Regions from separate parts of the Homo sapiens genome. Here all the other regions are linked to region 1. A link is a loop called in an ENCODE intact Hi-C map of the cell type or tissue named here. Cell type or tissue: heart left ventricle. All regions are shown on one strand. Region 1 has its middle 29 kb from the start of WDFY4. Region 2 holds the start of VSTM4 (V-set and transmembrane domain containing 4). Region 3 overlaps WDFY4 (WDFY family member 4). Region 4 overlaps ARHGAP22 (Rho GTPase activating protein 22). Region 5 overlaps ERCC6 (ERCC excision repair 6, chromatin remodeling factor). Region 6 overlaps MAPK8 (mitogen-activated protein kinase 8). Region 7 overlaps MAPK8 (mitogen-activated protein kinase 8).

Region 1 (4,000 bases):
ATTAAAGGCAGTCGTGTTCGCTGTTCCTTGTCGCCAACTTGATTTTAAACACTCAGGTAAACTCAGGCACTAGGTCACCTGGGAGTATTTGATTATAAGGTGTTCATCCCAATGGCTTATATTTTAATTTATCATGTAAATTTAAATGCAGAATATCTTTCAATGTGTGAGAAACCTGGTTTGAGAAGCAAACACTGCCCTACCTTCTGCTGCTGCTAATGATGGACGAAGCAGAAGACACAAGCACTTCCAGGGCCCCTGCTAAAGGTTGCAGCTGGAACACACCATCCTGGCCATGGGCATGAGCATGGTGTACTTAATGCGAGCTGGGCACTTAGTTAAGTGCTCTGCCTGACTTTCCTCGCTTCATTCTCTAACAGACCCAGGGATTCAGCAGTATTACTATCCTCACTTTATACATGAGGAAGGGGGCTCAGGCTCTCTGAGCCCCCTAGAGACCCGGCTAAGAAGTGTCCGAGGCAGGAGTCAAACTCCATTCTCTGGCTCCTGAGTTCTGTTCTTTCCACCGAAGTTCGTGCCTCCTCCCCCAGCAAGCCTGGAGAGTGAGTGAGCCCTCACCAGGGCACAGACAGAGAAGGTCTGGCACACTCTTTTCAATGGAGCCCCCTATAGCTGTGGAGACTGACGGGGTCCAAGAACAGGACGCTATGACCTTGCTTCTCAGGCGCCCTGAGCTCTGGTGCTGTGGCAGACGTGTGCCTCCTTACCTCTGCCAGCTCCCACTCTCCACCACGGTCACCCTGCCCCACACCCGGGGTCTCCAGGGGCAGGCAGGTTACCACAATGCTTCGGGTGAGTGATGGCCCTGAGGCTGGACTGACCCAGCTCTACCCAAAGGCTGAATCAGGCTCTCCAAGGCTATCAGCCCATGGCTAACCACCCTGCCTTGGTCAAGGACAAGAGTGCAGGTGATTCCAGGTGAACCTTGACGCTGAACCCAGGTGAGCACGAGGCCACTCCACTCTCGGGGAAGGATCTCTCTGCCCAACACAGACTCTGGAAGCCAGTTCAACAAGAGCCACCTGCCTGCTTCCTCTGCTTTGACTTTCAAATGCCAGCCATGCTGCGTGTGGCTCTGGGACCTTGGGGAATGCGCTGACCCTTTGTGACCGTAGTTTCCCAGTCTACGGGCGGTGTAGGCGCCTTGGGAAGTAGCTCCGATCCCCCTCGGCAACCTCAGGGCTCCTCCCCTGCTAGTGATTTCTCCAGCCCCCACTCTCTCCCCATACTTAAGACACAGAACTGGGCCAGCTATGCAGAATTCACCTGCTCCGAGGAAGACTCAGTATAGAAAACCCTCTAAATCCCACACGCCCTGCCAACAGCACAGGGCGCACAGGACGGTGAGCTACAGATGAGGCTCGGGCGAGATGAGGTTGGGTAACCGGAAGCCAGGCGGGAAGGCGCAGCGAGCGGTCCGGGCACGCAGGAGGCCGCCTCCCCGAGGCCCGCCAGGGGGCGCCGTGCACCAGGGCCCAGGAAGTCGCCTCCGCCCGTGGCGCCACCCGCGCTGCCCGGCAGGGGTCAGCCTCGCCCGGCCATCCCCGACCCGGCTGCTGCACCCTTCTGACTCGCTGGGACCGCCCGCTGCGCCGCATCCCCCCCCCCCGCCCCCCCCCCCCCAGAGGCGCCGAGCAGCCGGGAGCTCCGTCCTGCCTGAGGATGCGGGGCCCAGGCTGCATCCCCCCGGCCCTGCTCGCCTGCTCATCACACGGAGGCCGGGGACAGGGTCACGGCCAGGGAGCCTGCGGGGCTAAAGGAGCGGGCCGGGAGCTCAAGAGCTGCCGCCGGGCGGCGAGGAAGGAGCCCCAGGCAGGCCCCGGGCGGCCGAGGCAGGGGAGGAGACGGCTGGCCCTGGTTCCAGGTGAGCAGCCCCGCCCGCTCTGCTGGAGGCCCCGCTTACCACCGGCGGGAGATGCGGGTGCAAGCCCTGGGGCGCACGTGGCCAGGCCACTGCCACGCCCGAGGGACGGGTTTTCGTCGCCACCTCGGCCCTGGTGAACCCTGTGACTGGAGTGCCTCCCAATCCCACCGTGATGCCCACCTCGGGGCGCTGCCAGGTGCCAGGCTAATGCGTGTGATCCACAGTGTGCTGAGAAGTGCTGACTGTCATTGTGAATGTCCGTGGTGGGGTGACGCCCGGGCAGGGTGCACTGGCCTGGTTCCAGAAGACCTGGCCTCTCCAGCTCCCACGGCGCGCCCGTTTGCTGCGTGGCCCATGCTGCTGGCGGCTGCTCCTGGCTGAGTCATTCCAAGACGAGCGTCCAGTCCGCGCTCTCTGCCGCCCTTCCCAGCGCTGCCCGGCAGGCCCCGGGAACTGTGCCCAGCTGTGCCCGCTTAGCTGGTGTATGACCTGCCTTTGAACTTGCTGCAAAGAAAGGTGGGTGAGGGAAAGGCGAGGGCTGGGGTGAGGGACTGGAGAGCAGTCTCCTGTCCCTTCTCCCCCTGAGGTCACTGTCCTCCAGCTGGTGGGCAGAACTCTGTCCCAAAGCCTTCCAAAGGAGAGGCCCACGCTGTAGGACCTTGTCCCCACTATAGGCTGAGGTTGGTAAAGGTCACAGAGGTGGTTCCTGATAAAAATTCCCTAACCAGAGGTCTCCTGATGCAGCGTCCCCCGCCCCCCCCCCCCCCCACACACACACACACATCCACTCTCCATGGTGTGGGTGGAGGTCAGTGAGGAGAAGGGACCTTCCCCGGGCACACACGGGCCAGTTCGTGGGAGGGGCCTGAGACAGGAAGGAGATTGAGTCACCGAGCTGGCCAAGAGGAAAGAGAAGAGAAGAGAAGAGAAGAGAAGAGAAGAGAAGAGAAGAGAAGGAGGGAAGGAAGGAGAAAGAAAGAAAGAAAGAAAGAATGAAAGAAAGAAAGAAAGAAAGAGAAAGAAAGAGAGAGAGGAAGGGAGGAAGGATGGAAGGAAGGAAGGAAGGAGAAAGAGAGAAAGAAAGAGAGAGAGAAACAGAGAGAAAGGGAGAAAGGGAGGAAGGGAGGAGAGAAAAGAAAGAGAAAGAAAGAAAGAAGGAAAGAAAGAGAAAGAAAAGAGAGAGGAAGGAAGGAAGGAAGAAAGAAAGAAAGAAAGAAAGAAAGAAAGAAAGAAAGAAAGAAAGAAAGAAAGTAATCAGCATGTCCAAGGAGAGGAACTAACATTCCCCCTCTCCCTCTGTCTCTCTCTCCCTCTCTCTCCTCTCATACAGCACACACTTAAACACACACACCACACCAGCGGGGCAGTCTCATGTATCTTATCCTTAGGGCAACCTCACTGTGGGCACTGTATTTTGAACCCCTTCTCCCCAACCTTGGTTGCAGTGCCTGGCATCCACTCTAGCAACCACCTCTTTTCCATACCAGCTGAGGTGGCTTTTACGAAGCCAAGCCACCCTATTCCTGGGATGAGACCAGGTTGGCTTTAGCCAATCAGCACATTGCATTGGTTTGGGTGGTTCAGGGATGGGTGAGTGGACCAACCAAGGCCATGAGGCAAGAAGAGATGTTTGGGAGAGTAGGGAGGGGCAGCTTCCCAGCACTTCTGAGAGAGACACTGGAAGATAGGCTCTTTCTTTGTGTTGGTCATGAAAGAAAGAGTATTAGTTCCTGAAGCGAGCTGGTGTCCAGCATTTTTTAATAATGAGGGGACTTTGTTGAGAATGAAGCAGGCATTCCAGAAGCAAACAGGAGAACTGGAAAAAAAAACCCAGACTTGGTTAACATTGTCAAGCTGCTGGATCCAGCCATGCCTGAAGTCCATATTATGAGGGCTTTCCTGCTCAAGGAGCCAATAAATCCCCTCTTTTTAACTGACTTTCTTATTGTCTGCAATTGAAAGTTTCTTACCTGGTGGTATTTTCTTTTTTGATCAAAGAGAAAATGGATATTCAGAAGGTATACGTTTGCCAGATAAAATACAGGATACCCAGTTAAATCTGAATAGTGTTTCAGGTCAACTATACATACCTTTTTAGCAGGTATTATGTCCCAC
Region 2 (4,000 bases), 460 kb before region 1:
TGTAAAATGAGGCCTAGGACATTATGTGGATGGGACGTGAGGCTCGTTTGCTCATGTATAAAATTGGTTTCCAAACTCTGGTCTGGAAGCCTCACTTGGTTCTAGTTTGCATTCCTGGGCTGCAGGAGTCCATCTGACCCCAGTTCTAGTCCTCACTTCTTGTCCTTGGCATCATAGCCAAGTACCTTTGTTGCCAACTCACTATCGGGTCCTCAGGCCCTTCCACCAACCCAAATTATAGATGGGGCTGCTTTCTCCAGCCTGGCTGCCTTGATGGTCAGTCCAGTCCCTGCAGGGCCCTGGTCCACAGATGAGTCTCCTAGCTGGAGGATCCCATGGGGTCCAGAGACCTCTGGAAGTGCCTGGGGTTCAGAGATGTCACAGAGCCTTTGCACCCACTGGCCTGGGGTGCCTGAAGAGGATGGTCCCTCTGGGGAATGCCCTGGGGCTCACACTAGTGGGCTGCACCCTCTTTCCATGCCACCCACACCTCCTCACTCCCTTAGAGGGAAGGAGATGAGGGCCCTGTCTCCTCCTCCTCCTACAGGGACCCACTCCCAACCAGGGCCCACCTGCTAGCTGCTGCTACCCCTCACTGGAACTCCACAAAGACCTCTCCTGATAGACACACACAGAATAGACCTAACATGTGCTTTTCTTGCTTGGAGATGGGTTAGGCTCAGACCCTAAGTTTAGAACAGTGGCAAAGAGACCAGGCATTGGCTCAGAGTGACAGGGCTCTGTGGTTGTGTGACATGGGTCTCTTTCATGTGGCTGCTTCTGCTTCCTTATGTATAGTAATAATAGTAGTGTTCACTGACACCCGTGAATCGGGTGCTGGGGCAATGCGTTAATGGGAATGGTGTAACTTGGTCTTCCTAAACACCCCAGAAGGGGTGGGCCCATTTCCCCATTTTACAGGTGCAGGAAACTGAGGCACATGGAGATTACAGAACTGTCCCAGGCCTGACCGCGGCGGGGTTCAGTAGCATCTGGAAAATCACTTTAGCCCAGGCCTGGCTGAGGCACTGTAAATGGGCACTTTTGTTAATAGTTTCCACATATTCTGGGCTGGTCTGTGTGGACCCTCTCAGTTTTCCAAGGGTTAGCACCTCGGACCCCGCCCTCCATTTCAGGGCAGCAGAAGGGGCTTCTCCCCCCTCAGCTGCTTGTTGGCTCCCGAGGGTCCTGTGGAGTGAGCGCAGGAGGCCCACGACCAGCAGGTGAGTCTCAGGCCAGAGGTTCCCTGGACGCGCCCCCACCCCCTGGCTCCCAGATCCCGCCTTCCCTTAGGAATAAGTGCATCTGTGGGCAGAGGACCGCCGGTCGCACTGCAGCTGTGTGTTCTGTGAGTCACCAGCGATCACCTTGCAGAAACTCAGTTTTCTCATCTGGGAAATGGGGCTGTTGAAAGGAGACGCCACAGATCCTGGAGCGAACCGATCGCGCGGCGGCTCCCGCGCCCGGTGCGGGCCTCGGGACCCAGCAGCCCCGGCCCCGCGTGGCAGGCGGCCCAAGGGGCGGGCCGGGGGCGGGCGCGAGCGCGGGCCCGGGGCGGGCTGGCGGCGGCCGGGCCAGGCGGCGGCGCTCTCCCGCGTCACAGCGCCGGGCGGCGGCGGGGAGATGCGGCTGCTGGCACTGGCGGCGGCCGCGCTGCTGGCGCGGGCTCCGGCTCCGGGTAAGCGCGGCGGGGCCAGGCGGGAGCGGGAAGGGTGGGGGCCGGGCGGCCGCGCCGGGGAGGCCGGGGCTCCGGGCCTGGTGGGGAGGCCCTGCCACCTCCGGGCGCGGGCGGGGGGCGGCGCTGTCACTGTCGCCAGCGCGCTCCGGTGGGCTCGCCGAGGGTCTGGCGGGCGCAGCGGCGCCTCCCCAAGGTTCAGAGGACGCCTCCCGTGAGCGCGGTCCCCGTCCCGACCTCGCCTGGGGCTGGGTACTCTCGCAGCAGCCGAGATCTTCCCAGCGGCAGGCCCCGAGGGGAGATGCAGCAGGAGCGCAGCCCAAGTTGGTGGTTCGCTTTCCTTTTTTCCACGGCAGTCAGGACACACAGCTCTTGGCAGATTCCTCGGAGCAGCAACTTCCCTTTCACTCTCTTCGGAGAGTTACTCCGAAGACAAGTCAGGAGCGGCTGGATCTGCCTTGGCCAGGAGGTGGGGAACGGGGACTTGATCGTGGGCCTTTTGAGGTGACCAGGCCTGGTGAGAGGGGCATCCACGGCTGGATGCAGCGACGCCTCTCCACCAGCACCCTGCTTTGAGGACAACTTCTTGGTCCACACTAATGGCTTTCATTCGGGTTTTACTGCTCCCACTTGTAAGTGTCTTAAGAATTTTCCCTCTTTATTCCCCAGAACTCTGTCTGGCTGCCTCAGGGCAGCAGGGGCCGTACTGGCTGGAATAATAGTAATAATACAGGTATCGATGGTCACTTTCCCTGGGTGCCTATCTGGGCCTATCTCATTTAATTACAACACTTCCAAGTAATAATGACTACAACACGTTTATATATCCAAGTATTAAAAAAAAAAAACATGAACTTGGTTAATCTCACCAATAACCTCTGAAGGAGGTGCTATTATTATCCCTATTTTATAGATGAGGAAACTGAGGCTCAGGCCCATGAACGGACTTGCCTTAATTCAGTAGGCTTGTAAGTGGTGGAGCTGGGATTTGAACCCAGTTAGCCTGGCTCTGGGCTCTGTCAATAACCACTAAACTGTGTTGCCATTGTTTTGAAAATTAGGAAACTGATGCTCAGAAGTCATTTTCCAAGAGTGATCTGGCTACCAAGTGTAGAGCTGGCATTTGAGCCAGCATTAATCCATAGATCCCAGTCTGAGGAGGAGGCACTTGGATAACAGTGGGAAGAAATCCATCTACTGTCCCCCAGCTATGAGTGCAGCCAGGTTCCCAGTGAACCTGAAATCCTTGCTGCGGGAAATGTACCTTTTCCCAGTTGTCACTGTCTCGGCTGGAAAAATGATGAGAAGTTTGCCTTGGACTGGTGGGCAGGGCCAGTTCTCGTGGTCTCTGTGGAGTAGCCAGCAGCCAGTGGTCCTTCCTCTCCCAGGCTCCATGACCACCTTCTAATTGCAGGAGCTGTCAGAGTGGGTGTCCCAGAGATTGTCTTTTGCTGGGGATCAAGGGCATTCTCACATTTCCAGAGCCCTCGGGAGCCTTGAGAGCTGGAATTCAGGAGCCTTTAGAGTCTGCCCTGGCTGTGCCCATGGTCAGCCCTGGAGGATGATAAGAGCTCCTGCTTGTGGGACACTCACTGTGTGCCACCCACTTTTCTAAGTGCCTCATTCATGACTCCTCACCACGATCCTGCTGGGAGGGGCTGGCAGACCCATTTTATACATAAGTACAGCTTCTTAACTGCTGTACTTTTCTGCCTCTCCATTTTGGGACTGACCAGGACCCTAGTGGTCACCTGGTCCCATGTCTCATTTTACAGGAAAGAAAACTGACAGACAATATATTTACGATAGCAAATCTGTAGGCTTGAGAGGTGGCTGAGCTGTCTTTGAAGCAAGATGGCCTAGGTTCGAATTCCAGCTCTGCCACTTACTATGTGAGCTTGAACAAGGGCTTAGCCTCTCTGTACCTCAGTCCTCTTGTCTATAAAATGGGAATAAACAGAGTATCAGGATAAATTGAGAAAATACATCTAAAGGGCATAGAGTTTGTACCCGGCAGGTATTAGCCTCTATCATTGGGCAAGGTGATATTTTTATCCTGGATGGAGCTATTTTCAGGTGATAGGCTAATGTGAGTGAATCAGTCCATGGGCTAGGTCTGGCATCACCTCTGCTTAGTGCTCAGTAAATACTGGCTCCTGGTGCCAAAGACTGTTAAGTAATATAACTATTTCTTTCAGAGATTTAGCTGTATGAATTCAGACTATTCTTTTAATAAGAAAGCTCACTGCTGCTGATCAGTACTGACAGTTTGCATTCCTTATAAACTTAGAGGCTCTGGTCTCCCTGAAGTGAGCAGGTGCAGTT
Region 3 (4,000 bases), 320 kb before region 1:
CCCACAGCCCTTTTCTTGCAGGGATGTGACTCTGCAACCAGTTTATTGCCATTTTGCTCAACCAATGCCCTCTTGCCCATAATGCTACCACCTCTAGAGTACTCCCTCACCCCTGGGTGGCTGGGCACCCCCATCTTGTGTCTGGCCCTTGGCGCTAAGCCTACTGTGGGAGCCCTGAGGCCAACTCACTCAAAATGGCTTCTCATTCACTGGGTCTGGATTTTATATCACCAAAGGGCAAGGACCAGCCTCCTCTCAAATGCTTCTGTGAGCCCCACGCCAGGCTTAGCACAGCACTGGGCCAGTCCAGGAGCTCAGTGACCACATCGAATGAATGAGTGCTGAGTGCACAGAAGACCCTCACTTACGCTTTGGGGGGGCCCAGGAGAGTAATATACTCTGCAGCTCGGCCACCCCAGGCTCCTCTGGCTGGCCCACTGATGTGGGCCACACCCCACCAAGCCCAGGCCATCCCAGGATGCCCTGCTTTCTGCAGAGGCCACAGATAAAGTCCTATGAGGGGACTGCCTAGGTACCTCAGCCTGCATGGATGGATGGATGGATGGATACATGGAGGGATACATGGATGGATGGATGGATGGATGGATGGATGGATGGATGGATGAGTGGATGGGTGGATAGAGAGATGGATGGGTGGATGGATGGGTGGGTAGATGAGTAGAGAGATAAATGGGTAGGTGGGTAGATAAATTAGTGGATGGGTGGGCAAGTTTGGTTTGAATGGATGACGCAAATATCTCCTTTTAGCATTGGGATATAATCTTTTGCATTTAACCATTCAACTTTTATATGTTGTAACAGTATTTATTTTAGTGTGTGTCTGTGTGTGTGTGCATGTGTGTGTCTGTGTGTGTAATACTATATATATAATTTTATTTATTTACTTTTTCCCTGCAAAGAGCCTTGTCTTTTCCCTTCCTTTGCTGTAGGTACCCGTTCTGGAATGGTCTCAAATGCAACCTGCAGGTTTGGCCCCCTGGAGGAAGTGAGAAGAATGGAGATGAACACGTTTCTTGTGTCATGTCCTCATTCTGCCCAAGACACACCTACCCGGACCATGCCGTCTTGACTCCCGGTGATGATGATCTGGCTTGTGTCCCATGCTGGGCCCTCCATCAGGCAGCAGCAGGTTATGGCTCCTTCTGGGCCCCAGGCTGTGGTGATGCTGGCCAGGGGCTGTCCATTGACATTCCACAGGGACAAGTGTGCTCCCGCACAGGAGACAATGGTGCCCTGTGCAGTGAGAGCTGGCATCACTCTAAGCTGGAGTCACTGCCTGCCCATCAGCCACTTGCTCAGCTACCCAGTTGGTACACCCAAGTACTCTCAATCTGTCATGCTCTGAAGACCCCCAAGGTACCCCAAAACTTCTTTCCAGCTGACTTACAGGTCTGCTGTGTTTTCACACAGTTGTAAATTCTTGGTTCTTTTCATACTGCAGTCATGTGCTTAGATACTTCTTTCCTGGCAGAAGGCACCTGGCTCACCCTCAGGCTCCTCCCAGATCCCACTCCCCAACCACACCCTGACTGCCACAGAAGATCCAGCCTGAAGGGTAGCCCTGGCTTTGGACACACAGCTTACACCTGGTAGGTCAGCCCTGCCCCATAAAGAAGTTTTGGATGCCACCTGGTGGATGGCAGGGTACAGAAGTTCCAATGACTGCATGTGGCTCATAAGCTTGTGCAATGTCCCTGAAGAGGGAATTTCTAAGGAGAAATTTCCCCATTGTATCTCCTGATATGCTCACATTTGAGTCTTTCCTCCTCAAGTCCTGTTTATTCTATAGTGGCCACTGTCACCAAGGTCCTGGGGCCATCCCTTTGAGCCTTGCCCTAATCACAGAAGGGATGTAGGGTGCTCAGTGCCCCTCCACATCTCACTGGGCTGGGATCCATTAGAAGTTCCTGAATTGTTAGGGATGGTCTGTCTGAGGCCAGAGGCCATGTCTGATACCTCTCTGCCCCACAACCAGCAAGCACAGACTGAAATCAGTTGGCTGCAGGACAACTTGTCCTGGTGCCAGGCTTCTCTGGGGTCTAGGGACACAATTCCTGATGGGTTTTATATTCTCCCAGGTGAAGGCTTCAATGCCTTCTATACATCAACCCATCCATCCATTCACCCACCATCTACCAATCCATTATCCATTTCATCCATCTTTCCATCCACCTATTCATCCATTTATCTGCTCATTTATCCATCCATCCATCCATTCATTTATCTATCTACCCATCCACTCATCTATCCACCCGTCCATCCATCTATCCATTCATCCACCCATGCATCCACTCATCTACCCATCCATCCACCCATCCATTCACACTCCATCTACTCATCTAACATTGAATCCAGTTTTGAATTCAAGCCTACCTGGAGCACCACTTTCAGCAAAAATTGGAACCAGGAAGCTCCTATATCATCCCTCCTCTTTTGAGCCCTCTGCCCATTTTATTTATGCCCTGGGCCCCTTAGGTTTTCTGTGAGCAGATGCAGAAACCTCTGCATCCTCAGGGAACCCCATATCCCATGACAGGGCTTCAGTCTGGAAGAAATTTCACACCGGTAAGTCGATCTCCCTGGTCTTTGTTAGCCAGTATGGAAGGAGAGGCAGAGAAGCTTGCACTGCCATGAAGACCAAACCTGCCAAGTCAACACTGATTTGAAGGTAAAGACCTAAATGAGTCAGCCACATCCAACAAAACCCTCCCTAAAAGCCAATTTTTCAGCTGCAGCCCCCTGGTGCCCGCAGCAAAGCAGACACTTCCCACTGTCCCCAACACCAGAGGGAGGAAAGTAAAGAAGCGGACATTGAAGCTAGACCTGGGTGCTACAAGTGAGATCTACAGCGACTGTTCCACACAATTGGGGGCCCTCTCAGCATTCTGGGGTGGCTAGAGTCTCTGTGTCTCTGGGCTTTCTCCTGAGTGTTGTACCCCATGCTACTGCGAAGGTGAGGACACGGACACTGAGAAACAGGAGACTTACTGAGACGTCACTGATGGTGATGGCTGAGATGCCTTCCCGATGGGCGGGCAGGCGGGTCACGTGGGTGAGGTGGTCCAGATCCCACAGGATACAGGTGCAGTCCTGGGAGCCGCTCACCAGGAGGCTGAAGGTGACTGACGCTGCCAGGCACGTGACAGCCTGTGTGTGTCCATACAAGGCCTGGGGACAGAGACTCACAGGTTAGGAGAGGGACCCTCAATTCAGCTACTTTTGGGAATTCTTCACCCTCCCTATAAAGCTGGGTGCTGGATGAGGAAATGGAGATTCTGAGTGAGTCAGTGATTCCCAAGTCTGTTGTCTGTGCAGCTGGGGGTGTGTGCATGTGCGTGTCCATGACTAGCCTCTCCATTTCATTCATCTCCAGGGGTGGAGGCTCTGCTGGGGAGAAACCATTTTTTTACTTATAACCCAACCAGAGGCTAGCCACACCTGGATGTTTTGTGCTGCCCTACATCTATCTTGAACCCGGGAGCAGTTCATGTCATGAGTTGTTTTTTTTTTTTTTTTTTTTTTTTTTTGAGACGGAGTCTTGCTCTGTTGCCTAGGCTGGAGTGCAATGGCATGATCTCAGTTCACTGCAGCCTTTGCTTCCCAGGTACAGCAATTCTTTTGCATCAGCCTCCCAAGTAGCTGGGATTACAGGTGCCTGCCACCATGCCTGGCGAATGTTTTTTATTTTTAGTGGAGATGGGGTTTCACCAAGTTAGCCAGGCTGGTCTTGAACTCCTGACCTCAAGTGATCCACCTGCCTTGGCCTCCCAAAGTGCTGGGTTTACAGGTGTGAGCCATCACACCTGGCCAGTTCATGTTACGATTAACATACAAAGCACTGTTGGCAAACTGTGGTGCCCACACCAGCAGGCTCAGTAGCAGCAAGTAGCCTCTTAGAATGCAAATTCTTGGGTTCCACTCCAAATCTCCTGAATCAGAAACGCTGGGGATGGGGCCCTGAAGTCTGAATTTTCACAAG
Region 4 (4,000 bases), 100 kb after region 1:
AACACACTCCAGCCATCAATTCAGAAAGGCACTGAGTGTGTGCTCCATAGGCCAGATAAGGGACATCACCTGTGTGCATGTTCATTATCTGGGTCAGAGCTATTTACAAGAATTTATTTGACTCTTGCCAGTGGTGTTGGGGGTGTTGGGGGCGGTAGGAGAAGACCCTTTGCCATATAAGGTAACATAGTCACAAGGTTCCAGAAATTAGAAGATGGACATCTTTGAGGACCATTATTCTGCCTCCCACAATACTCCCAACATCCCTCTAAGATAGGGAATGTCGTCAGACCTATTGTACAAAAACAGACCGTGGAGATTAGAAAGAATCCCCAGAGAGACACACAGCTAGTGGCGGAGTTGGGGCTTCAGCCCAGACATTCTGGGCTACACACTTACCTTGCCCTCCAACACAGGCATCTGGCCATCTGAGGACCCCTACAGATTCTAGCATTTTCCCCACCTGGGCCTAAGGACTTTGTTATGGGAAGGAAAGTTCCTGAACTCCTTTGTCTCAAGCACAGCAGCAGTAGCCTGCCTGCGCATCAGGTTCCTGCAGATCCTGCGAGCTGCTCCCCAGAGCTGCCCATCTCTGCCCTCCAGCCTTTGTGCAGCTGCTGAGCAGTTCAGGGAGAGCGGGACGGGTGGTGGGCGGTGAGCGGTCCAGTCAGCCTTTGCAGAGTGCGGCGCAGCTATCTGCAGAGCAGAGCACAATGCCAGTGCTGCCCGGGGCCCAAGAGTGGTCCCCTCTGCTCCCCTCCCACTGGGGGCTCCGGATTTAGGATGCTTCCTATCAGCCTGCTCAGATGGGACCTGGGAGGCTGCACTCGAAGCTCATGCTTGGTTCTGGCTGCAGCTGGCAAAGCTCCCCATCCTTCACAGCCCATGAAGATGTCAGGCCAGAGGGGTAAGGTGAATCTCCTGAGGCCAAACAGCTGGCAGGTACAGGAGCCTGGACCCTCCCAGGTCAGCCTGACCCCAGAAGGGTGGGCTTCCTGTTACAGCAGTTGCTGACTGAGGCTTCAGCTATAGGCCATGTTGGGGCTAAAAACGAATAAGAAGATTGGATGAACCCACCTTAAACCACAGCAACGTGCAGTCACAGGAAGGCCAAGAAACCCATTCACATCCAACTCAGCAAACCTCTCGTGTGACCTCAGCTTTGAGCCAGCCTTGCAGGGCCCTGAGATGAGCAGGGGTCAGTCTCTGCCATTAGGGAGTCTGGGGACATTTTCTTCCTGAGCTCAAGGCACAATAAGGACTTATCCTCACTAGGCTGAGCACAGTTACCTGGGGGCAGGAGCAGGAAGTATCACCAAGTGGGCCATGCCAGTGTGCACCAAGCACAGCCCCCGGGGTAAATGTGCAAAGACCAAGAGGAAATCCAGGCTGGGTGGGTGAAGGGTGGCAAGTGCATCTGGGGGGACAAGGGGCTTCTCCTACAGTTCCGAGGGTGCCAGGTGGCAGGCTCTGTGAGCAGTGAACTAACAGGCGCAGGAAGGAGCCTAACAGCCCCGCCTGGGGTCTGGGCCTAGGCCAGGAAATCAGGGCAGGATATGAGGAAGGAGGACAAACCCCGGATCACTTCCAGGCTATGCCTGTGCTGGCCTGTGGTACTGGTCACACCACAATGGGTCCCTCACTCTCCAACCAGCACCCCCAAGAGGGGGAAAAACTTGACAACTCTTGGAAATGTGACAGAATTCCAAGGAAGGTCATGCCTAGAATTAACTACGTAAATTTTAAGCCATAGTTCTATTTGTGCAATTCAACGGTATAAAAAATGACAATGTTTTCAAAGTAGAATTAAAAATGAGGAAACATTATACTGTGAGTGCCATCTAGTGGAGAGATCTGCCAGTTCTGGGCCAGAAAGTGCAGGCCCTGTTGCCCACCCCCAGCCTTTCAGCCAGCACAGCTAGATAGGAGTGGAGCTTGAGGCCAAGCCATCTGGCTTCCAAAGCCACACACTAAAATTGCCCTCCAACACAGACATCTGGCCATATGGGGCCTCCTACAGATTCTAGCATTGTTCCCATCTGGGCTGGGAGGTCTTGGAACTTGATACAGCATACACCTCTGGTTCCAAAAGCACCTGAGAACCTGCACATCCAGCCACTGAGCAAGACACAGAGAAAACACTCTTATAAGGGGGCTTTAGTGCCAGTGGGACTTCTGTCCTCTTGTGGCTGTGGCCTGCCACTGCTTTCCCGACATGGTCAGTATATAAAGCGTACTGAGAGGTGGGAGCAATTGCTTTGGGCAGAGGTGACGGTCTCCTCCCTGAAGCTGCGGGGACACGCAGGAAAACCACTTATAAAGTTTAAGGGAGGCTGAGAGAAAGGGTGACTGGCATTTGTGTCTTGCTTGGACAGTTGCTTACACACAAGATTTGCTTTTCATGGTTACCCAGGCAAGGAAAATCTGACTGAGGACTGATGGCAAATGGGGTTCTGCCAGGCACACCTCCTGCCGTAAGCATCCAGTTCTCAAGAGGAGCAGAATGTGAAGCCTCTGTGGGACCACAGGCCTGGGCACTGATGGAGAAAAGAGGATGACATGGGCCCTCAGACTTTCTAGAATTCTCATAGTGCAGGGCAGACAGGCAAGATGCCACCTGCAGGAAGTCAGCTGAGATTTGAGGTCAGAACGCACAACAGATCCCCAGTGCCCAGAGGAGCTGGTTGGGAGGGTGCCCCTGCCCCAGTTCACAACACCGTCCACCAGGGAGGGAACTGCAACCTTGCCTGGCAAGCAAAGAAAGGTCTACATTTCCCCTCTGCCTCCTTCCCACCCCAGTGCCCAGGGTGCAGTTCAGGGAAGAGTCTAGGAGAAGCAACCCCTATCTATGCCAGCACACCCCAGTCCGTGAGGGCCACAGTGCTGGGGGAGCAGCACAAAAAGAGCTTTGAACCAGATGTGAGGGAACAGAATTAAGGATTGGAGAGATCCTTAATGAGACTGTTAGAATAACTAAGAGTGGCACACACTCTGGACCCTGGGAAAATCACCAAGTGAGCAACGACTCAAAGGGAAGGTAGGAAGTGATAGGCATAGTTATTGGGAAAGTAAAACCATTTCATGTTTATTCTCCAGTGAGCTTAGCTTTTTTGTATTAGGGTAAGTGAACTGCTGGAATAACCCCCAAATCTCAGGATCTTGACACAAGAATGTATTTGTCTTTCATATAAAGTCAAAAATGAACACTTGTGATTGGCAGGCAGTTGATCTCCCAGCATCTTCCTATTTCATGGTTTCGCCATCTGAAACCTGTGGCTTGCAAAAGTATCCTAGTTGTTTCCATGCTAGGAGGCCATCATGCCTGGGAGATGTGTTGGTCCAGGCCTGGAAGTGGCCCCATCATCCCGTCACAGCCCATTGGCCAGAATGCAGTTGCATGGCTACACCTCGGAGCAAGAGAGTCTGGGAAATGGAGTCCACCTCTTTCCAGGAGGAAGGCAAGGCTGGTTTGGTGAACAGTCAGTAGTCCTGCCATTCTGTATAATGATCTGTTACCTTGGAGTAAGAAAGACACCTTCCTACCCTCACAGAATTAACAAGTTCAGGAAGCAGGCAGGAAGGCAGACATTGACTCACAGGATGAGAAAGGCTAGGAGGAGAGTAAAAAGGCAATTGTGTGAGCCTGGAGGAGGGGACCCTAATGCACGCAGGGAGTGCATGGGACTTCCAGGATAAAGTGACAACGACCCTGCTCTTTGAAGGTTAAGTGAGAGTCAGCCAGGTGAAGAATCAGGGAGAGCAGCTGGGCAGAAGCAGCAATGGGCAAGCACAGTGGGCACGGGGTCTGTGTGTCTCCTTCACACCTTAGTTCCAAGGCGCTCAGCACATAGGTAACTGAATTTAATGTAAGGATTGGAAGCAACAGGAGGTTAAGCTTTCTGCCAGAATGAAAAGTTGTCCTCTGTGGCAGGAGAATGGTGTCGGGCAGTGGTTCTCAAGCTTTAGTGAGCCTCCGCCTCATCTGGAGGGCTTGCAAAAA
Region 5 (4,000 bases), 860 kb before region 1:
TGCTACAGATACTGGCATGCTGGGAGCTTGTCAAAAAGTGATGTGAGTTTTCAGAAACATTTTTGAGTATCCAAAGACAGGTACATATAACTTTACTGCACTACATCCTATACTAGTAATTTTTAAGAAATAACTTCTCTACTAGTTATGCTATTGTGCGGTAAAAAGAAAATACAGAAAGTATTATTATTGCATTAGTTATGGGTTTGACATTTTTCATGTTCCATTTTTGGAACACTAGGCAAAACCACTACCACTAGGACTAATAATACCTTTTTTCCGTTTTAGTCCCAAGATGCCTCGAACACTAAGTTTACATGAAATAACTGACCTTTTAGAGACAGATGACAGCATAGAAGCAAGTGCTATAGTGATACAACCACCTGAAAATGCTACAGCACCTGTTTCTGATGAGGAATCAGGAGATGAAGAAGGTGGAACAATAAATAATCTGCCAGGTTCTTTGTTGCACACAGCTGCGTATCTTATTCAAGATGGCTCTGATGCTGAGTCTGACTCAGATGATCCCTCATACGCACCTAAAGATGACTCTCCTGATGAAGTTCCATCTACGTTTACTGTGCAGCAACCTCCACCATCAAGGAGGAGGAAAATGACAAAAATTCTTTGCAAATGGAAAAAAGCCGACCTAACTGTACAACCCGTAGCAGGTAGAGTTACAGCACCACCAAACGATTTCTTCACCGTAATGAGAACTCCCACAGAAATTCTTGAACTTTTTCTTGATGACGAGGTCATTGAACTCATTGTCAAGTACTCCAACTTATATGCTTGCAGTAAAGGTGTACATCTTGGCTTGACTAGCTCTGAATTCAAATGTTTTCTGGGAATTATTTTTCTGAGTGGTTATGTCTCAGTTCCTAGAAGGCGTATGTTTTGGGAACAAAGAACAGATGTGCATAATGTACTGGTTAGTGCTGCCATGAGACGTGACCGGTTTGAAACTATATTTTCTAATTTGCATGTTGCTGACAATGCAAATTTGGATCCAGTGGACAAATTTTCCAAATTGCGACCTCTCATAAGCAAACTTAATGAGAGATGCATGAAATTTGTTCCAAATGAAACATATTTCAGCTTTGATGAATTCATGGTTCCTTATTTTGGTCGTCACGGGTGCAAACAATTTATTCGGGGAAAGCCCATTCGGTTTGGCTATAAGTTTTGGTGTGGTGCCACCTGTCTGGGCTACATTTGCTGGTTTCAGCCGTATCAGGGTAAAAACCCAAATACTAAACATGAGGAATATGGTGTCGGTGCGTCACTTGTCCTTCAGTTTAGTGAGGCACTTACAGAGGCACACCCTGGACAATACCATTTTGTATTCAATAACTTTTTCACCAGTATTGCACTTCTTGATAAGCTCAGTTCAATGGGACATCAGGCAACAGGTACAGTGAGAAAGGATCACATTGACAGAGTTCCACTGGAATCAGATGTAGCTTTAAAGAAAAAAGAAAGAGGCACATTTGATTATCGAATTGATGGCAAAGGCAATATTGTCTGCAGATGGAATGATAACAGTGTTGTCACTGTTGCCTCATCTGGTGCTGGTATCCATCCCCTGTGTCTTGTCAGTCGTTACTCCCAGAAACTGAAAAAGAAGATACAAGTTCAGCAGCCAAACATGATCAAAGTGTATAACCAGTTCATGGGAGGCGTAGACAGAGCTGATGAAAACATTGATAAGTATCGGGCATCAATCCGTGGAAAGAAATGGTATTCAAGCCCTCTTTTGTTCTGTTTCGAACTGGTCTTACAAAATGCTTGGCAATTGCATAAAACATATGATGAGAAACCAGTGGATTTTCTGGAGTTTCGTCGACGTGTGGTATGCCATTATCTGGAGACCCATGGTCATCCTCCAGAACCTGGCCAAAAAGGAAGACCTCAGAAGCGTAACATTGACTCACGTTATGATGGCATAAATCATGTGATAGTCAAACAGGGAAAGCAAACGCGATGCGCTGAATGTCATAAGAACACAACTTTTCGATGTGAAAAATGTGATGTTGCCTTACATGTGAAGTGTTCCGTTGAATATCACACTGAATAGCAGGTGTCACCACCTCCTGAGATAAGAAACATAGTTTTATACATTATGTACAGTGTAGCAGTGGTTTTGCCTAGTGTTCCAATTTTGGAACGTCACATAACAATGGAACATAATAAATTTTTTTTTCTCTTCAAATTTTTGTTCCTTGAATTTTTCTAGGTAACATATATGAATTTCATGCAAAAATTCAAAAAATTGTAACCTCAGACATAAATGGGTTAAAGATGTTTTCTTAGAGAGCACATTGCCTTCTTTTAAATAACAAAGCTGAGACACAAATGAAGACTAATTCTGCTTCCTGCTCTGCACACACCTTTCATTCTTGGCTCTGGGCATAATTGTCTATATCAGTCTTAATTTACTCCATGAGATCTGCACTCCTAACTGAGGGTATTTCATCTGCTCAGATTTGCCAATTAAGTTTACCCAGATAGACCATAAAAAGGAAGATAAGAAAAGTAAAACACCAAGTATCTCAATTTAGCAAATTAGACTAATCTGTAAGGCATTCTTAGCTGTCTGAAATAGAAAACCTATCATACTACAGAATGCAAACTATATTAAATACCCAGCTTGGTGCCTGAATATATTTTTAAAAATCAAATTGTACTCATTGTGCCTCTGTTGTTGAATTTCTTAAATGGATATTGCAATAGGTAGAGAATGATCTTGAGGTTGAAATGTCACTCTGTATTAAGAATGATTTAACTGTATGATACACAGCTTTTTCCTTACAGACGGTGTAGATTTAAACTGCTCTGTGTACAATGATCCTTGCAACATAAAAATATTACAATAGAGCAGTAAGGTCTGTTTTGAATTTTGAGCACCACGGTAGGTGACCTCCTTGAAGTTTTGGAGAGGGCATGTTTATTTTATTAATATGATCTCAGGCAACTAATATTTGATAATTCCCATTAATATGTGTATTTTGTCCCTTTTGTGTGTTGGTATGGGCAGTTGTGTACATTGATTTGTCTAGTATAAAATGTGTATTACATGATTGTTCAGCCTATATTATGTATAGTTCAAAGAACTGCTAAACTGATTTTACTGTTACTTGGAAAAGTTTGCAGGGGTGTAGTGAAGAGTGAGTTTTGACTTACTTTGCACACTATTAAGGTGGGGAAGGAATCATGTTATTGTACAAAAATGAAGGCAATCTTTCCCTTCTTTAAACCTTAGTCCTGATGTTTTTTTAAGACAACATTTGGATTGAAGTTTTAGAATTTGGTTTGTTCTTGTGCAATTGCTTTCGTTCTGTGGCAGTTAGAGGACCCTTCGCTGGCACTGTGAGAAAAGGGGTGGTACTAGGGAGTTTGGAAAATACTTTTTTGAAGACAGTATTATGTAACAGATAGGAATATAGACTCTGGAACTTGATTATCTGGGTTTGAATCTTTTCCCTTAACTCATTGGTAATCTTGGACAGCTTCCTTTCTTTCTCCCTGTCTGCTTTAATTGTTAAAAAAAAAAGAGAGAGAGAGAGAATAACAATAGTATTGATATGGTTTGGCTTTCTGTCCCCACCCAAATCTCATCTTGAATTGTAGTCCCCATATGTCAAGGGAGGAACCTGATGGGAAGTGATTGGATTATGGGGGCGGTTTCCCCCATGCTGTTCTCACGATAGTTAGTTTTCATGAGAGCTTATGGTTTTAAAAGTGGAAGTTTTTCCTGTGCTTGCACTCACTTCCTCCTGCCGCCTTGTGAAGAAGGTGCCCTTCACCTTCCACCATGATTATAAGTTTCCTGAGGCCTCCCAGCCGTGCCGAATTGTGAGTCAATTAAACCTCTTTCCTTATAAATTACCCAGTCTCGGGTATTTCTTTATAGCAGTGAAAATGGACTCATACAATATAGTATCTCCCTTATTAGGTTGTAAAGATTAAATGAATTAATAAATGTGAAATACTTAAAATA
Region 6 (4,000 bases), 290 kb after region 1:
TGAATCAGGAAATGACTAAATAATTTAATATGCAATTAAGGTTTAGATGAAGTTGATTCATCAAGAGATAATTGTAATCCAACTGTCATGCCATGACTGTAACACATGAGACATGCTCATTCTTTGACAACCTAAAGTTTGTCTTCCTTATACTCATATCTAAAATATCATTTAGGTACACAGCTAATAATAATAAAATGGCTAGGATTCAATATGCTTTAAAAAATACTTTTGTCAAAGATTCTTTATAGACAAATGAATAATTTTACATTTCTCTCAAAAGATGGGATAATAATCTCTTTAGTTTATCGTTATTTTGGTTACCAAGAGTTAGCAAAGGTTTAGAATTTCCACACAAGGCAACATTGTGTAAATGCGGTAATAGTACTGACGGCAATATCTGATAATACATAAAAAAAGAACAAAAATAGCAATAAATCTAGTCAATGCATACGAAAATTTCTAAGGTGATATGGAGGATACAAATTTACAGTCATGGGAGGATATTTATCTTAGATATCTTTGGGTTCAGTTCGCATTACTGGTTATTTTTGTTTTAATAGTTGTGAAAGTACAATTTCAACTTTGCAGTGAAAAAGGACAAAGACAACAGAGCCAGAAAAATGATACCACAGCCACACAGAAATTAAGTACATCCTTTAAACAAACCCCTTTTGTATTGTTTGCTTTACTTCACTCCTGCTTCCTTAAGAACACTGGCAAACAGCCATATTTCCTGTTTTACACGGCTTAGCTGCAAGGACTCTTAAACAATAAAGAGAAATCAAGGGGATTTTATAAAGACAAATTGTTGTTACAATATTTGTAATGTAATCTAGTTATAATATTGTAAATAATGTGTATTTACATCAATAACTTGCCATTCTCCTTTAAATCGTACACTATATTTTCAAACTGATGAAATAATTCAGTTATTATTCCTGAAAAATAAGATTATTAGGTGCAAACACTTTCTCTGGAAAAATCAATTTTATAGTGTTTGCTGTCATTCTAAAGGTATCTGTAAAAGAGATACCAGTATGACTGATTGCTCTAGCTTGGCAAGAATATTTGTTTATAATCTCAAAGATCAACTGTGAGAGGCAATCAATCCTTTGTTTGGAGTTTTCTGTCTTTAGGATATGAAAGTATCCAACTAGTTGATATTACAAATGTTTCTGCCATTTCAGAAAATAATTATTTTCTCTTGGGCAAAAAAATAAAAAACAACCCTTGATATCACAAAGAGTTTGCCTCTCTAACTTACTGTTTCTTTGATCCTAGGCAACTTCTGATTCCTTAGTTTCTTCATCTGTAAATAGAGATATTTGTACTTGTCTTCCAAATTATTGAGAGCATCAAATTAAGTAAGAAACTGGCACATGATAAGCATTCAACAAATCTTAATTCCTTTTCCTTTTTACTTAACTCAAAACAGAAAGCCATAAGCATAAAATATTTCTAAAGAATTCAGTTTTTTTTTTTAAATTTTTTCAGGCAATATCAACAGGGTCAATGTCAAAAACAAAATTCTCCTCAGGGTTGGTTACAAACATAAGCTCTAATGAGCCATTTCATTATACTCATTATTTGGCTTCAAAAACTCAAGATACCAATGTGTGCTTTCAGGGAAAATAAAAATAAAAAATAATAAAAAAGGAAACTTAAGGAAACGAATTAACGCAGTGAGCTCCCTGCTGATGAAAATATCCTCTTTAGTCATCCTGGTATTTCCCTCCACTGCCCCATACAATTCCAAGCACAAAAACACTAAATAAATATTACTACAGAACTGAAGCAAATAGCCCCGTGTGCCTCAAAAACTCCTGAGGTACCACCATGTGCTGGAAAATGACTCCAAATGACTATGAATCAGGAAGAAATGGATGAATTATTAACTGCATGCCTAGTTTGAAGAAATCTAAATAGATTATTGGCAATTGAATTAAAGTCTAAAATAACTTAAAAGCAAAAAACAAAATCTTCTAAGCACTGTAATGCACTTTTTACTACTGATATGAAGAACACTTCACCAGCTTTTCAGAAGTCTGTAAATAATCAGAAAATGCGAGGAAATCTGCCATCACATATATGTAAAGCTAGGTTCAGGTAAGGGCTCATCCAGTTTTTAAAAAGCAAACAGTACTCAAAGTAGAAACTACAAGCAAAGCAAGCAAGGATCAATCTGAGCTGCCAAAGTGGTGCACTTGAGCCATCTAGTGGATGGAGAAAAATGTAAGTTTAATTCTGTAAGAAAAACGTCCTACTGCTCAATTCCCTATGAAAACAGTAACAAATATGTTCTTTGGAACAGTACATTAAAATTGATAAAAGATAGTATTGAACTAACAAGTAGATATCGAGGAAAGATGAAAAATACAATGACGACAAATTTTTCAGGGTAGAGTTCAGATTTTATGGATAACTAAAGATGAAAACTAAGGACAAACACTCTTCCTTTATGGTATTTTTCTTACAACCATATAATCATTAGACCACACATAATTTATAAAACACATTACAGAAAATAAGAAAGATTTCTTGCCAGCTCCAGCTACCAAAGCCAAAGGTGGGGAGAAAAGAGAAATAGGAATAGATAAATGAATTTCTATGAGCGCATATAAAGAAAAGGAGGTTACCTTTCTGCCAGGGGACTCACATTCAATTATGGTTATGGCAACCCCAGCTCACCTAGGACTCCTGCTCCCATGTGGGACTGAAGGCAAAATGACCTTAAAATTTTCAGTACTCAGGAGGCTGAGGCGTGAGGATGGCTAGACGCCAAGAGTTCAAGGCTGCAGTGCATTATGTTCAGGCCAGTGAATAGCTACTGCACTCCAGTCTGGGCAACACAGCGAGGCCCCATTTCTAAAAAATAAATACCACGCTAGGTGTGGCGGTTCACGCCTGTAATCCCAACCCTTTGGGAGGCCGAAGTGGGCGGATCATGAAGTCAGGAGTTCGAGACCAGCCTGGCCAACATGGTGAAACCCTGTCCATACTAAAAATACAAAAATCAGCTGGGCGTGGTGGCAGGCGCCTGTAATCCCAGCTACTCAGGAGGCTGAGGCAGGAGAATTGTTTGAACCCGGGAGGTGGAGGTTGCAGTGAGCCAAGATCACGCCATTGCACTCCAGCCTGGGCAACAAGAGTGAAACTCCATCTCAAAAAAAAAAAAAAAAAAAACTAATAAAATTTTGGAAATCACAAATTACGTGAGCAGTGTGATACAGTGGAATCCACTTAAATTTTGGAGGCACATTTTTCTTGTTCATAAAACTATGGTCTTGGAATAAATTAGTGGTAAGATCGCTCTTAACTAAAATTTAATGATTTTAGAAACCCCTACCCACTTCCCACCCCCCACCCCCAAAATAGAGGCTAATAAAAAGAAAATGTGGTTTTTTTCTTTGTATTTGTTCCCCATTAATTCACATGAACAGTATATGATTTCCTCTTCTGAGTCTGGGACACAAAGATGACTCCCTGATCCCAAGAAATAGAGAAACTAGTTAGTAGAAATAAAACACTCAAAGTTCATCTTAAAGCAAGGCAGAAACAAGGGTCAGAAAAGATACAAATGAAATGCTACAGATATCTTTGAGGCTAAGAATCTGGCCTGAAAAAAGGTAATTTTCACTTCCGTATCTTTCTTTCTAAGACTCATTGTGTAAGGAGAAAAGAGGTAGAAGGGATGGGGGATATGGTGAAGGGAATGAATAGTGAGAGGAAAGAACAGAGGCAAAAACAGCAACTGTCAAAGAAAAATATTCCATTTTGCTGGGCATACAGGTTTCATAAAGGATCCACTGCAGGAAATAAAGCTGGAAAAAGGTACGATGAATTTACTTTTGCATCACAGACCACTGGCAAACCACATCTGAGGACATTAAGCAAGGCAAATAAAGCTGGTCATGTCAATGAAAATGAGGAAAATTTTCTGAAGTTTTGGAAAGAATCAATGAAATTTGCTAGTCAACTGGCTATACAGGCAATGAGG
Region 7 (4,000 bases), 350 kb after region 1:
AATCTTCACAGAATCGAAGATCCCAATAACACTAAATTTAAAAGATGTGACAGCATTCCATTTTCTTCAAATGTGTCACATGATAAAGCTATTCGTAGCTCCTAAATTCTCATTCCTTTAGATGTCTATAACAAACCTAGGAAAGCTTAGGCAATTTTCTCCTGTGGGAAAAGGCAAAAAATCGTGAAAGTGGCAAATATGTTCCCTTCAATATTTGCTTCTGGAACATTTCCAAATTTTAAGATAGAGAGGATTACTGGTCCAAATGTTAATATAAATCATCTCAGTCAATTCAGATTACATGAGATGATCGAATTTTAAATAAACCCCCCAGAGATGCAGAGTGAAACAAATGGCATATTCTGGAGAATTAGAATGGACACTGTGCATTAAACTGGTTTGACGTTTACTTGGCATTTTATGTTTGTTCAAAGTTAAATATAAGTGATAACAATAGCAAAAACTACCTGAATACTTGTATCTAGCATTCCAGCCACCACAACAGTGCCAGGCACTTTACATGCAGTACCTAATTTAAACCTCACAGCCCTATGAGGTTACGTGCTATTATTATTCTCATTTGACAGATAATAAAACAGGCCCAAATATGTTATATAACCTGAACTAGCCTATACCACAGTTAGATTGGAGCACGATTAGAACTCAGGGCTGACCTTAAAACCCACGCTAGCAATCATTGTAAGGTTTGAGTTCCTTGACTTTCTAAAGAATGGCAGATTTTAACTAAATCTGAAATATAATAAAGGGTAACAGGAAACACAGGTATCTCTTGTATTTGTGATATAACCCACCTCCAAGAAAAAGAATGGAAGCTACTAAGTTTTCCAAAAAGGGGTCTCCTCTCTGTCTCTCTCCATGCACATACGTATACACACATACACACACACACACACACACACACAATTTTAAAAACTGGATTTCAGTGAAATTTGGCCTGCACAGAGATGTGAAGTGGGCTTTTGTTTGGCGGGAACCCTTTCATATACCTTTTAAAAGAGCATAAATTAACTGTTTAGCGATGCCTTCAGTCTAATCCTTGATTATAAGCTTCCTGAGGATAATGAACTCATTTTATGTCTTCCACAAAGTCTCTGGGAGCATACGGTCTCATTAGAAGGCATGATGCTGTGGAATAAATAAAAGCCTACCTTTCCAAGAATCTCTAGCTTATGGTGAAGCCTTCCATTTGTTTTCTAAGTCTGGATATTAAAGAAAAAATTCAACTCAACAATTTTTTTGGCTTCTGAAAATTACAAAATTACAAAATCCTAACTTTGACTACTGTTCTTAACTTAGGCTTCTGATTATCACCCAAGAAGGGCTCTTTTTGTCCTAGTATGTTTTCTCAAGAACCACCTATCTGAGGAACAAGCCTTCTATAAAAAAAAGTTCTGACAGCCTCAGTTTATACTTTTAAAGCCAAAAACATTAAGGCACTTGCCTAAAGCTCCAGAATTTGATGACAAAGTCCAGATGGCAGAACTGAGAAATGAACCTAGGTCTGATTCCTGGATTGCTCTAGCTCCACCTATTGACCTGAATGACAGGATAACTCATTTCAATACTCCTGTTACCTTTCAGTCAACTCACTTCTGAAATCAAAGTTCAACTTAACCTGCATTAAGAGTAAGAATGCAAGGCTTCTAAATGTTCAGGTAAAGAGCTCATGATTAAGACAATCAGCATCACAGTTCACTGACATAGGCAAATGATTCATATATAAAGCTATGTGGTTATAATGACTTCCTTGGACCACATGAATCAGAAAAGCTACTACCCATACCATTGACTTGACCAGAGACCTCTAGAGCACTGGAATCCTAATGTCAGACATTATTTTGTATTTCCACTCGTGCAACAAAGCATCTCAACCATGTAGATGACTGAAATATGTCAAAATTCAACCCGCTGGCAAAGCAGACCAACAAGAAGCAGGCTCCTATTCAACAACCTCTTAGCACTAGGATAGTTGGGGACTAGTCATTTAACAACAAATTCCTTCAAGTTGTTTCACTGAACATCTCATCCTCACAAGGTCACTTTGATAATATCAGGCATGGAGCAAATAGTTAAGATTATAACCACATTAATTTGTATACAATTTATTCTTGCACTGACTTCCTTTCCAAATGGCATTTCCCCCAGGATCTAAAGGAGTATGAAGGATATAGTTTCCTATTCTGCCAGGACAGGACATTTAAAAGGAGCCCTTTTCATACTTACTAAAGGAATATATTTACTAACAGAATCGATGCTATATCTCTTACTTTAAAGGATAATTTGAAGTGAAATTCAGAGTGACTGCTAATGGATATGGTGTTTCTTCTTGGGGTGATGACAATGTTCTGGAATTAGTGATGGTGATCAAGGCACAACACTGTGAAAATACTAAAAACCGAAATATATACACTCTAACTGGTGAATTTTATGTCAATTAAATTGCAATAAAGCTATTTTTAAAAACCAACAATTTGGAAAACAAAGTAACACAACTCTGGTTCTTTACACAGCCTGTGAGCTACTGCCAAAGGATTGTCAGTAACCCCTACTAGAATCTGACATACCCTAACTAGGTAAAGCAATAAAACTTTGGTATCTCAAAGATTTTCAACCATCATCTTAAAAAAGTATTATTTTCTTATTTCTTCATTTCCACTTTACAGCAAATAATAAGAAACTCATTAGTTAACTCATTTCATATTCTTTCAAATACAAAACAAACGCTAAACTGTATTTAGTAAGTGGAAAAGAGCTTTAACTTCGATAAATCAATTATTTTGAGTTTTAGGCTCATATTTTGTACCAATTGTGTTAATACAAGTTAGAACTTAAAACCAAACATTTCAAGTAAACATTTCTAAAATATTAGAAATATTTCTAATAAAACATTTATGTGGTTTTGTCCTCAATTTTCCACAATAAGAGTCACCAAAAAACTTTCAAATAATATTCACAAAATTATAAATGCAATCATTTTAGACCCCTACTGAAATACCAGTTTATGAGTGCCTGTGTGTGGATTACGTACATGCACACACACGGACACACATAAACTAGCACATACACAGAAACACACACTCCACAACCTACTTTATTTATCATATTAAAAAAATATTTAGACAAGATTTTATTTTAGGACAGTGAATGACCTACACGTGATTCAAAAGCCCATGTCATCATAACAGATAATGTACATGAACTGACCATTTAGCCATCTGATGCGACAGTTGCATGAAGCTTCCAAAACTTTATGGAGAACATTACGGTTTTTTTTAAGGCTTGATTTTAAATATTATCAATTACAAAGAGCTTTTCATCAATCCGACTTTTATTGAACACTTACTATATTCCAGGCTAGGTGGTGGAGAAACAGATGCAAGACAGGCCTGCCCTCAAGGAAGTCCCATTTTGATTGCTTGCTTTTGTCAGGCACAGCACTAAACATGTTCACTTAGAGCATCTGACCTCCTAGGTTTAACGTTAACCACAGCAGGGGAATCTGAGGTAACCATTACAAATGACTGTAAGGCTGCAAGACTGGAAAAAATAAAATTTAGAAATAAATAAAAGCTGTTGTATATTTAGACCAAATCTAATTCTACTTCCTATTACACTTGAACTTCCAGATATACTGCTTAAAAAATGACCCAGAATATAACCATACCTTCCTTAACAGACATCACTTATGTAACTGTCTCATTTAAAGGTCCATCTATTATACTTCAGTCAAAGCATCCTCTTCCATGAAAGGATACTTTACCTTCACACCAAACCTCTTCATCTGAGTACGGTACTAAACAGCTGCTGAATGAATGAATGAATGAAAAAACAGATGTTCTAATTGCCAAGGAGGTACTTGCTGGATGCTTATCTCAAAACACAATGGACTGACGGACCAGAATTCTACTGGAAAGATCGCTGGATTTCAGAGGTAAAAATAGTAATCACTGGACAATGCCATGTAGTCAACATGTTATTA

The links. A loop is a pair of places that touch in the nucleus more often than their neighbours do. Peaks named below come from ENCODE experiments on the same cell type or tissue, not always from the same donor. Only the 100,000 strongest peaks of a DNase experiment are listed, where the experiment ranks them.
Region 2: it touches region 1 in a loop (6-fold over the local background); 2 of 110 quality-filtered maps call a loop at or near these places.
Region 3: a loop joins it to region 1, with 4 times the contacts of the local background. A loop is called at or near these places in 46 of 110 quality-filtered maps.
Region 4: it touches region 1 in a loop (6-fold over the local background); 93 of 110 quality-filtered maps call a loop at or near these places.
Region 5: a loop joins it to region 1, with 15 times the contacts of the local background. A loop is called at or near these places in 57 of 110 quality-filtered maps.
Region 6: it touches region 1 in a loop (22-fold over the local background); 92 of 110 quality-filtered maps call a loop at or near these places.
Region 7: a loop joins it to region 1, with 5 times the contacts of the local background. A loop is called at or near these places in 14 of 110 quality-filtered maps.

What each region holds. Positions count from the first base shown.
Region 1 is chr10:48,653,910-48,657,909 of GRCh38, reverse strand. It overlaps a transcript of ARHGAP22 not described here. Among named protein-coding and RNA genes, the nearest start is that of WDFY4, 29 kb to the left of the region's middle. RefSeq lists an enhancer at 1,035-1,104 and a silencer at 1,355-1,944. In heart left ventricle, a CTCF peak has its summit at 1,501 (motif pointing right); DNase peaks (open chromatin) are centred at 1,499, 1,999 and 2,229; H3K4me3 peaks cover 1,684 bases; H3K27ac peaks cover 848 bases.
Region 2 is chr10:49,113,109-49,117,108 of GRCh38, reverse strand. VSTM4 (V-set and transmembrane domain containing 4) reads left to right here and starts at 1,587. Exons shown (of 8, transcript NM_001031746.5): 1 at 1,587-1,678. The coding sequence starts at 1,624. In heart left ventricle, a CTCF peak has its summit at 1,925; DNase peaks (open chromatin) are centred at 1,318, 1,758 and 1,848; H3K4me3 peaks cover 2,944 bases; H3K27ac peaks cover 2,375 bases.
Region 3 is chr10:48,974,051-48,978,050 of GRCh38, reverse strand. WDFY4 (WDFY family member 4) reads right to left here. Exons shown (of 62, transcript NM_001394531.1): 58 at 3,010-3,189; 59 at 1,072-1,254. LOC105378298 (a long non-coding RNA gene) reads left to right here. Exons shown (of 4, transcript XR_007062370.1): 4 at 951-1,072. Among named protein-coding and RNA genes, the nearest start is that of MIR4294, 9.5 kb to the left of the region's middle. In heart left ventricle, a CTCF peak has its summit at 1,659 (motif pointing left); no DNase peak of the experiment used is centred here.
Region 4 is chr10:48,549,876-48,553,875 of GRCh38, reverse strand. The region is part of intron 3 of ARHGAP22 (Rho GTPase activating protein 22); the gene reads left to right. Among named protein-coding and RNA genes, the nearest start is that of ARHGAP22-IT1, 40 kb to the right of the region's middle. In heart left ventricle, CTCF peaks have their summits at 1,647 and 1,856 (motif pointing left); no DNase peak of the experiment used is centred here.
Region 5 is chr10:49,513,410-49,517,409 of GRCh38, reverse strand. All of the region lies in intron 5 of ERCC6 (ERCC excision repair 6, chromatin remodeling factor), which reads left to right. PGBD3 (piggyBac transposable element derived 3) reads left to right here. Exons shown (of 2, transcript NM_170753.3): 2 at 289-2,305. The coding sequence starts at 296. The coding sequence ends at 2,077. Among named protein-coding and RNA genes, the nearest start is that of PGBD3, 8.9 kb to the left of the region's middle. In heart left ventricle, no CTCF peak of the experiment used is centred here; no DNase peak of the experiment used is centred here.
Region 6 is chr10:48,361,924-48,365,923 of GRCh38, reverse strand. The region is part of intron 1 of MAPK8 (mitogen-activated protein kinase 8); the gene reads right to left. Among named protein-coding and RNA genes, the nearest start is that of MAPK8, 57 kb to the right of the region's middle. In heart left ventricle, a CTCF peak has its summit at 2,217 (motif pointing left); no DNase peak of the experiment used is centred here; H3K4me3 peaks cover 334 bases; H3K27ac peaks cover 1,425 bases.
Region 7 is chr10:48,307,653-48,311,652 of GRCh38, reverse strand. The region is part of intron 1 of MAPK8 (mitogen-activated protein kinase 8); the gene reads right to left. Among named protein-coding and RNA genes, the nearest start is that of MAPK8, 3.0 kb to the right of the region's middle. In heart left ventricle, a CTCF peak has its summit at 1,553; no DNase peak of the experiment used is centred here; H3K4me3 peaks cover 576 bases.